Linked DNA regions of Homo sapiens: region 1 is linked to region 2. The links are chromatin contacts, found by Hi-C or POLR2A ChIA-PET in ENCODE. All regions are on one chromosome and are shown on one strand. Each heading gives the region's core, a stretch centred on a gene start or an enhancer-like site at or near the end of the contact. The rest is flanking DNA. Distances are from core to core; before and after follow the strand shown.

Region 1 (4,882 bases), core at 950-3,449, 370 kb after region 2:
GAGAGCCAGATGGAAGTTCCTCTGCCCAACCTGCCTGGTTAGCAACAGTGACTGGTTTAAGAGTAAGTATGCACCTCTGCAGAGTCAGTCACGTAGAACCTCACCTACTAACCTGCAGATTGGTCCAGGAAGTGAGAACGTGACCTAAACCAGGCAATCAGAGGCTTTCCATGAGATTTTCCTAATCTGAGCCAGAGGGGAGAAGTACTTGGATGCCAAGACTCCTCGAGAAGTGCTTGAGGAGAGAAAGTTGAGAAAATGAAACCAAACATAAAGAGCTAAACTATGAGGAGTCCTGCCCAGCCTCTGAGCTGTCCATCACGAGGTCATGACTGCTCTCCTATTTTTGCAATCAATAACGGCAAATACTTTCTGCCCCTGCAGCTATCCTCAAAGAGTGGTGTCCAAAAGCAGGGTGGCTTAAGTCCTCATTTAATGAGAAAATTCTTTTATTAATAGCATATTTTTAGGTCTTTTGCTAAACTAGGAGAAACTAGCTTGTGTTGGTATGTGTTAAGTAGATGTACTAATCTTGTAATTTATACTCTTCCCCAAACTCCAGGATCCACTGCATAAATAAGTTTCTCATGCCAGATTTATTTCTTTCATAAGAAATATATATTTTTTTCTCTCAGTGCCCCACTATCACCATTTAGGCTCTAAAATATCTGAGAGATTTGCCCCATGTACATTTGATTCCCAGCTGCTAACCTGGAATTTTGTTCTAGGAGTTTGTGAAGACTATTTTCCAACCACCTGTATAATGCAATTATTTCAAAAAGGTACCAGAGAAGCCTGACTGCTTGAGTTGAGCCATGGGTCTTTTGTCCTCAGACTGAGATTTATACCATTGCCTGCCCTGGTTCTCTGGCCTTCAGACTTGCACCCAATTATACCACTGGCTTTGCTGAATCTCCAGTTTGCAGATGGCAGATCCTGGGACTTCTCAACTTCTATAATTGCAGGAGCCATAGATATAGATATAGATATAGATATAGATATAGATATAGATATAGATATAGATATAGATATAGATAGAGATAGAGATAGAGATGGATAGAGATATCTCTATCTAACATCTACCTATCTACCCATCCACCTATTATCTATCTATCTATCTATCTATCTATCTATCTATCTATCTATCATATTGCTTCTGTTTCTCTGGAGAACTCTAATACAACCACTAAAAAACATAAAGTGTTGTCAATTGAAGTATGATAAGAATCGGCAAGCCTTATCTGTAAATGATGATAGTAAATATTTTAGGCTTTAAGGTCCACAAGGTCTCTATTATAATGGCTGAATCCTGCCATCGCAGCAAGAAAGCAACCGTAGGCAATATGTAAACAAATGGCTATGGCTGTGTTCCTATAAAGCTTTAATTGTGGACATGGAAATTTGAATTTCATGTAACTTTTACATGTTATAAAACTATTTTTCTTTCTTTTTTTTTTGTAACTGTAAAAAATGTACAAACCAGTCTTAGCGCTAGAGCCATACAAAAGCAGGTGGTCAGCTAGATTTGATCGACAGGACGTTATGGTTTCTTATCATGTTAATTACAAGATGCATCCATATTTCAGAGTTGTTAGAATGCAGAGATATGTGCGTCTTAGATTGAATGTGATAGTGCAGTATTACAGAATCCTAGGTCTTTTGGATTCCCTGGGTTTTAACATCTATAATGTATCCCCACAATGCTTTGCCACTTAACCTTTGGCAATCAACAAGGATCATTGGTGAGCATACAGTCTGTCCTTTCTGGAACACAGTGAGAAGTGGACATGGAATGGAGAAGGCTGAGAAGAAAGTTAGAGGGAATTGAGGTGTATGGGGCAGTCTTTTGGAATCTGAATGTTCAGAGAATAATGAGGCATGCCATTTGTATAGCACTTTAAATTCCATAAAATCTATGTATATACATTGTTTTATTGAATTTTCCCCATGGATCTGTGAAGTACCCATTGTAGAAATTAGCTGCAGAACAGAAAAACATACATGTGAATGAATTATAACTGGGAAAAGGTAGACCCTAACATTGTCTTTTGACCATACAACTGTTCTTCCTTATTCAAAAAGCTTATATTCAGTGAGTGTTTCTAAGGGTGAAAGTTAACCATGATTCAGGAGACAATCATGGTTGTATTGTCACAGCCTTTCTCTTTCATTTTCCTTACAGTATTGCCTTCAGCAGAACCTACTGCCTCTTAGCAATATTAGTACAAAGGCATTTGCAAGGCACCTTATGGGCATATCTGAGCCAAAATGCCGCTGGTTTGTTAATTAAATTTAAACATTTTGACATGCATCTCTGATTTCACTTCCTTGTTCTGTTTCACTTCTCTTCCTCTTTTGAGCCAAGTAATAAATGCAATGAAAGTAACATGGACTTTGAACTCAGTGGGATTTGAATCCAGATGTGCTGTTTATTAGTTTGTGACTCTCAGCAAACTACCTAATCGTACTGAATGCTTTCATTATTCTCATTTTAAAAAAGGGAATAGTATTACCAACATTATGGAAGTTATCAGTGAGGTGTTACACATAATGCCCATAGAAACATGCCTACCCCATAGTAGTATGTGTTAGCTATCATTGTAAGCATTGAATGGAGTCATGTATAAAATACCCAAAAAGGCATCTGATGCATGATAGATAATCCCTTAACCATAGAGAAAGCAAGATTCTCTCTATATGGATTCTCCAGGGTCACCTTTTTTATCTAATTTGAAATGTTGCACCCCCTCTTTTCGAACACACAAAATATGACTGAATAACATGATCCTGGTCACTCAAGTTGTTTTTTGTTGAGTTTCTTTATCTTCATTTTCTCATTTCTACTAAAGGCTGTGTAGTATAGAAATTACAAGCTCATACCTACCCTTTATAAAATTAATCAATGATTTACTTTCCCAATAAAACTGTATCTTTTTTCTTTATATATTTCCACTTTATTTCTTTATATTTATAATTGTATTAGCTTCCCTCTTAAAGACTGATTGTTTATCTCCTCATATAAGTACATTTTGATACCTGCAACCTGAATGAATATTTCTTTGCCTTTCATCTCACTGGGTCTCTCAGCAGCATTGGACAATGTTGGCATCTTCTTGCCTTTTGAATTATTCTCTTTCCTTATCTTCCACAATTCCTCTATTTTCCTCATACCTATCTCTCTCTTCCATCTGTGTTGCCCTTGCAGGCTCCTTCTTCTCTATCAAACTATTAAATATGTCAGTATTTCAAGGTTCTTCCTAAGCCATCTCCTTTCCTCATCAAAATTTTTTTGGCAGCTAATTTTCTTTACTTTTTCAATTTAATATTTCTGTTATTGTCTTCCCTATCCTTCCAGTTATCCAAGATAAAATTTCAACCCAGTCTGTCTCCTTCTTTCCCAGATCATTCTTTTGATAGTGTGCCCTTGTTACATATTTGTGGAATGGATAAATTATATAACCTCTCACACGACAGATTGGATTGGACACTTAAAAATCTGCATGATTTAGTTCCTACAAACCTTTTCTCCCCACAGGAATGCTATATTCCAATAAAATGCTCTACCCGTTGTTCTCAGAAAAACCTGTAACGATGAGAATATAGCATCCTTTTTTTTCTTTTCTTTGAGATGGAGTCTCACTCTGTCACCCAGGCTGGAGTGCAGTGGCATGATGTTGGCTCACTGCAACCTCCGCCTACCAGGTTCAAGTGATTCTTCTGCCTCAGCCTCCCAAGTAGCCGGGATTATAGGTGTGCACCACCACGCCCGGCTAATGTTTGTATTTTTAGTAGAGACGGGGTGTCACCATATTGGCCAGGCTGGTCTCAAACTCCTGACCTTGTGATCCTCCTGCCTTGGCCTCCCAAAGTGCTGGGATTACAGGTGTGAGCCACCTCGCCCGGCCTCCTTTTTTTCTTAAATAAAGACTGGAAGCCAATAGCATGTGGTGAGAACTTAAAAGAGTCATTACTAGGATGGACATTTGATAGCCTTTTATGTTAATAAGAATACAACCATTAAGTGATGAAGTAGTGCCATCCTTGATCTTCCAGATCAAAAAGCAAAAGAGAAAAAGATAAACAGCAGCAAAACTCTTCTTTAAGCCCGAATAGCCAAGACAACCCTAAGCAAAAAGAACAAAGCTAGAGGCATCATGCTGCCTGACTTCAAACTATACTACAAGGCTACAGTAACAAAACAGCGTGGTAGTGGGGTATAAGAACAGACACATAGACCAATGGAACAAAATAGAGAACTCAGAAATAAGACCAAGCACCTACAACCATCTGATCTTCAACAACCTGACAAAAATGAGCAATGGGGAAAGGATTCCCTATTTAATAAATGGTGCTTAGAGAACTGGCTAGCCCTATGCAGAAAATTGAAACTGGACCCCTTCGTTGCATGATGTGCAAAAAGTAATTCAACATGGTTTAAAGACTTAAATATAAAACCCCAAACTATAAAAATCCTAGAAGAAAATCTAGCCAATACCATTCAGCACATAGGCACAGGCAAAGATTTCATGATGAAAACGCCAAAAAAATTGCAACAAAAGCCAAAATTGACAAATGGGATCTAATTAAACTAAAGATCTTCTGCATAGAAAAAGAAACTATCATCAGAGTGAACAGGCAACCTACAGAATGGGAGAAAATTTTTGCAATCTATCCATCTGACAAGGGTCTAATATCCAGAGACTACAAAAAAGTTAAACAAATTTACAAGAAAAAAATGAACAACTTCATTAAAAAGTGAGCAAAGGACATGAACAGATACTTCTCAAAAGAAGCCATTCATGTTGCCAACAAACATGAAAAAAAAGCTCAACATCACTGATCATTAGAGAAATCAAATGAGTTTTCTCTAATGGTATCAAAA
Region 2 (4,594 bases), core at 669-3,168:
CCACAAGAATAAAGATAGCCGCTTTTCGGAATTACGATTCTAATTCAGGATTTGTGGAGTTTACTCTAATTTGGTGCTGTTCTGGAAAAGGCTATGTCGAAAAGAATTTGTTTCTAGAGATTTTCAGGAAAGTAGCCAATTCAAACTGCTCAACCCTGTGAGATCATTCCTGGCTGGTAGCAAGAACTTTCTGTCATGTGGGGCTTGCTTGAGAGTGAAGAGTACCCGCATATCCACTGCTTCTGAATTCATACCTGTTGGGGCTTATATGCACACGTACACACCAGCATCTGGGTCTTCATACCCGCTTTTCACACTGATCGTGTGAACTGATTCACAAGCCTTCAAGTGTCCTAGTTAGACCAATTTAGTCCAGCTCTGAAAGAACAGATAGGTAAGATAGACTGTCACATTCCATCAAGTTAATTTCTAATTTCACAATTGAGGTTTTAATAGGACGTCTGGCCTATTAAGGTCTTTTACTCTGTTCAAGAGCAACCAAACACCGCTGCCAATTCTATCATTAAGATCAAGCTGCTGTTCAGCGACCCTCCCCTCGGCTGCCCTTCCGTCTTGGGGCCTTCCCAGCCTGCCTATGGTTAGGAGCCGTTTAAAAAGTTGCACTCATTCTAGTTACACCCTGCCACACCTCCAAGCCTGTGGATGATTTCGTCTGAGTTCCCAGCAGTCTTAAAGCTTTGCCAACAGCAGACGGAGGTATCACGCTGAGCTCTGTGGAGAGAAAGCTTTGCACTGTGCAAGTGACCCATTTGGCACCAGAGAGGGGGAGGGGAAGAGAAATCCTGATGGGCTCCAGGGACTCCTCATCCATCTACTTCTCCCCGGGATCCTCTCCTGGAGGGCTCTTGCAAACACAGTTGCCCCGCCACGGTGGAGGATCATCAACAGAAACCCACGAAACAAGGCCATGCCCCGTGGCACTCTGAGTCAGTCCCGTAGCGTGATTTACCAGCTCTCTGAAAAAAGAAATCTGCTAGGACCTGGGCTGGAACCGTAAGATGTAAAGATGTCAAGTTGAAAAACCTAGGGTGGGCCCAAACCTCCAACTCCCCAGCCCCGATTCCCACCCTGGGAAAATCATTCCAGTGTAAACATTTCTTTTTACATTTAGTATATCTGTGCAAGAAAAACTACTTTATTACTCAACATTAATAACATTCACTTTGAACCTTAATTCTGAAAACCACAGAATTTTTTAAATGCTGTAAATAGCTGACACGGGTGTTCTTCCCTTGCTTTCAAAGGAATTGTTTTTGTAATTACTGAGCAGGGTGAAGCTGAATTTCCCCTGCAGTAAACAGGAGAGTGTGTAATGAGATATCTTAACTAAAAACATTAATCATATTCAGATTAATTAATAATAGAAAACTTTCAGGACATTCTTAATGCTTTAAAAACAAAAAAGCTTTTATTTTTTGAAGTTGTTAGGTCTCCATTCTAGTTCTGAGTACAAATAAATGCCTGACATATGGTCTAAGCCAAATTCCAAAATGTAGCAAAAACAGTGCCTGCATATTTGGCAGGAATTTAAACCAGTTCAGGTCAGTGTCTCTTTCTGCCCAAAGAAGAGTTTCTGCATTTGCACTGAGCTAGGAAAATAACACAGGAAAACATGGGGAACAACACGGAATATTGTAAGCTCCAGTACCCGGCTGGCCAAAGAATAATGTTTGGGGCAACTCTGAAATTACCGCCCAGGCTGCAGTTTGGGTTTGCATAACGTCTTGGAGGACTGTGAGCAAGACAGAAAGTACCGATTGCATTGTTGTAAGGAAATTGCCTTCCCCCTTCTAAAGCTCTCACCTTGCAAATCACCCCCTCTTAGCAAAAGCACATCTTACTTGTTAACTCTTCCCCTGCTACTAACCTTTTCAATCATCCCCCTTCATCATTGCAGAATGGCCTTTGGAACAAAGCAGCATTTTAAAGCCTTTCCCACTAAAAGTTTGCCCCTCCCCCCCTTTAAAGAGGCAGTGTGGGGGTAATTTTCTTTCTTCCTTTCTTTTTTTGTGTTTTTTTTTTGTTTTTTTTTGTTGTTGTTTTTTAAATTTGTTTTTCTGCAGTGTACTCTTGTGAGGTTGTCATTGTTTGGGGGTTGATGGATATTTCTTCAGAGATACCATCATATCGCTTGTTATTGTAACACTTATTGGTGATAAAGTTCAGACTAAAAATTAAGCAGCTGCAATGTAGCAGCACAAATTAGTTTAATGTAAGCAGTCAGGAGCAGCTGGCTGGCTCAGGACTTGAATTTAGCTGTGGGGGGAAGGGTTCTGTGACGCTGATGTGTTTTTTTCCTCTACATAAACATTTTTGGCTGTTGCAGCTTTTGTGCTGATCATGTGACAGTGTCCCTAGGCAGATAATTTATTTCTGTGGCTTTCATGAGCAATCATTAACCTTCAGACACCCAGTTTGCTTTTGCTTTGTGGCATTTATTATTATTATTTTATTATTATTATTATTATTTTTCGTATACTAACTAGTTTAATTCAGAAAGTGTCAGGAGAAAATTACAACCAATTTACGATAGACTGCAATGCATAATACTTATGTTTCCATTAAAGCAGACCTTGCTTATAAGACCATTCTCATAGCTTTGAGGGTGTTTGTGAATCAGGATAATTATTTTCAGTGTGTCTGTCGTTAGGATGCTCCTTTAGTATCCTCTTCTGATTGCCAGGCCTCTGCAAGCTGGCCTTGGAGAAACTCAATTTGGAGATCAACCTTTGGCAGTCTTCGTCTACTCGCTAGGAGGCTGGAACCCCAGAGGGGTTAGAAATTGGGCTTCTGGAGACAGGCACTACTTCGGTCCCTTCTTCCTTCAACAACTGACACGCCAGCCTTCAGTAAACAGTGTGGCCATTTGTAGTGAATAACTGGAGCTGGAATATATTGGGGTTGAAAAACAAAGGAAATTAGAAACAGTGTCCTGCATAAATCAGAAGGGGGTGGGGGACAGAAAAGTATCATTTCTGACATCTACTAATCATGCTGACCTGTTTTCTGAATTTATCTGTTTTGTCCTTCTCAGATCTGTTTGTGTTGCTCAGCCATTTCTGCCAACCAGTAATTCAGGAGTGAAATGCACAGGGTCACTCTTTGGTGTCTATCATACATGATATCTTCAGACACTTTCAGAATGCCGATTATCTCGTGGGTATTGTGTGGGCCCTGTTAGATATTCATTTATTCATTCTCTCATGGTGCAGGGTTGGTAGGGGGAGCACTCGGGACTACTTGCACAGAGGGATTTGATAAAGTGTATTTATAAGCCCCAGTGTACTGTGTTTGGTGAAAAATAACAGAAAGACGTAACTCCTTTTCTGTTTTCTTCATTTAGAATATTCCAATCATGAGAGTTATTTCATAATTAATACATAGAATGCAGCATGAAAATTCAATGTTTCCAAATGTTTGATTCAAAAGCTAAAAAAAAAATAGGAGAAATTGATCATTATCATTCTTTAAACATTTTAAAGCACCCTCAACAGACTAGGTACTACGTACGCTGAACGGGAAGAAGAGCTTGACCACTGAACGATAGAAATGAGGATGCCTCAGTAGCCGGGTGATCTTTGATGAGTGAATGCGTCCCATAGGTGTAATGAATGTGATAGGGCACAGAATGTTCTATGAGTTGCATTGTTGCTGGGGTGGGGGCAGGAGGGTGGGTAGGATATGGGAACTTCTTTGTCCTCACCCAAAAGAGAGGGATTTCTTTCCCAAACATAGGGCGCTAGCGTTCAGGAATTTTCTGTACTTCTTCCTAATGTTATTTTCTTGCTCACTGGATTCCAGCTCACACAATTGTCAGCGCTGCATTATGACTTTTGTGGCTTGTCTGGTGGTAAGTGGTCCACTTGCTTTGCTTTTGCCTTTGTGGGCCTCTTCCTCCATAAAAATATTGATAATCATATTTTATGACTGTATTGGTGTAAGATCATATAATCCAGGCTGGATTCATGTTTACATATTCGTTATTATTATATAGTTTTTTTCTTATGATTTTAAATAAAATGAAAACATTGTTGTAAACCCCTAAAAGTATTGTGGGCCCTGGGTACTGTGCTTCCGATGTGCCTAAGGGAGAATTCAGCCCTAAGGGTGGGCACAAACACACAACTGACCTTTGCCCAAGGTGAAGATACCCTGGGGGAACAAAGCAAATAGGGTAGAGAAGTCGCAGTCTCTTTTCCTCAGGTTAAAGCATTCACAGTTAATTCCAGACACTCCCAGATTCGACTTTCTATGGGGGGGCCCTTCTGGGGAGCTCACCCTTATCCTGCCCTCTTCCCCCAGTGGTGGAGGCCACTCTTACAGGGCCCAGAAAATACAGCAGTCAGAGGTTTGGGGTTAATGGGAGGGTAGCTGGGAAGACACCTTGGAGAAGGAAAAGTTTAGACCCTAAAGGAAGGATAAATTGTAGATAATGGAAAAAAGGGGGAGGGAGTTTCCATGTCAAAGCAAAGTCTTGGGCAAAAGGTCAAATATTTTTCTGGTTTCATCCATAAGCTTTAAAATAGTCAACACCTGGCAGTTATAGAATAGCCCAGAAACCACTGCCCTCTTC

The links. A loop is a pair of places that touch in the nucleus more often than their neighbours do. ChIA-PET counts read pairs that join two places held with the same protein, here RNA polymerase II (POLR2A). Pooled maps may share reads with other maps.
Region 1: a pooled map shows a loop between it and region 2 (2.0-fold over the local background). The contact joins the enhancer-like site here to the promoter of LINC01625 in region 2. A Hi-C loop is called at or near these places in 2 of 50 pooled maps. POLR2A ChIA-PET finds 5 or more read pairs at or near these places in 2 of 52 experiments (GM12878 and OCI-LY7).

Annotation. Positions count from the first base shown.
Region 1 is chr6:139,839,697-139,844,578 of GRCh38, forward strand. The region is part of intron 1 of FILNC1 (FOXO induced long non-coding RNA 1); the gene reads left to right. Among named protein-coding and RNA genes, the nearest start is that of FILNC1, 71 kb to the left of the region's middle. Within about 2 kb of position 2,200, at least 2 of the 41 ENCODE cell types and tissues checked have a DNase peak (open chromatin) inside an H3K27ac peak, as active enhancers do.
Region 2 is chr6:139,472,678-139,477,271 of GRCh38, forward strand. It overlaps LINC01625 (long intergenic non-protein coding RNA 1625), which reads right to left and starts at 1,919. Exons shown (of 4, transcript NR_033919.1): 1 at 1,889-1,919; 2 at 255-378. RefSeq lists an enhancer at 308-808.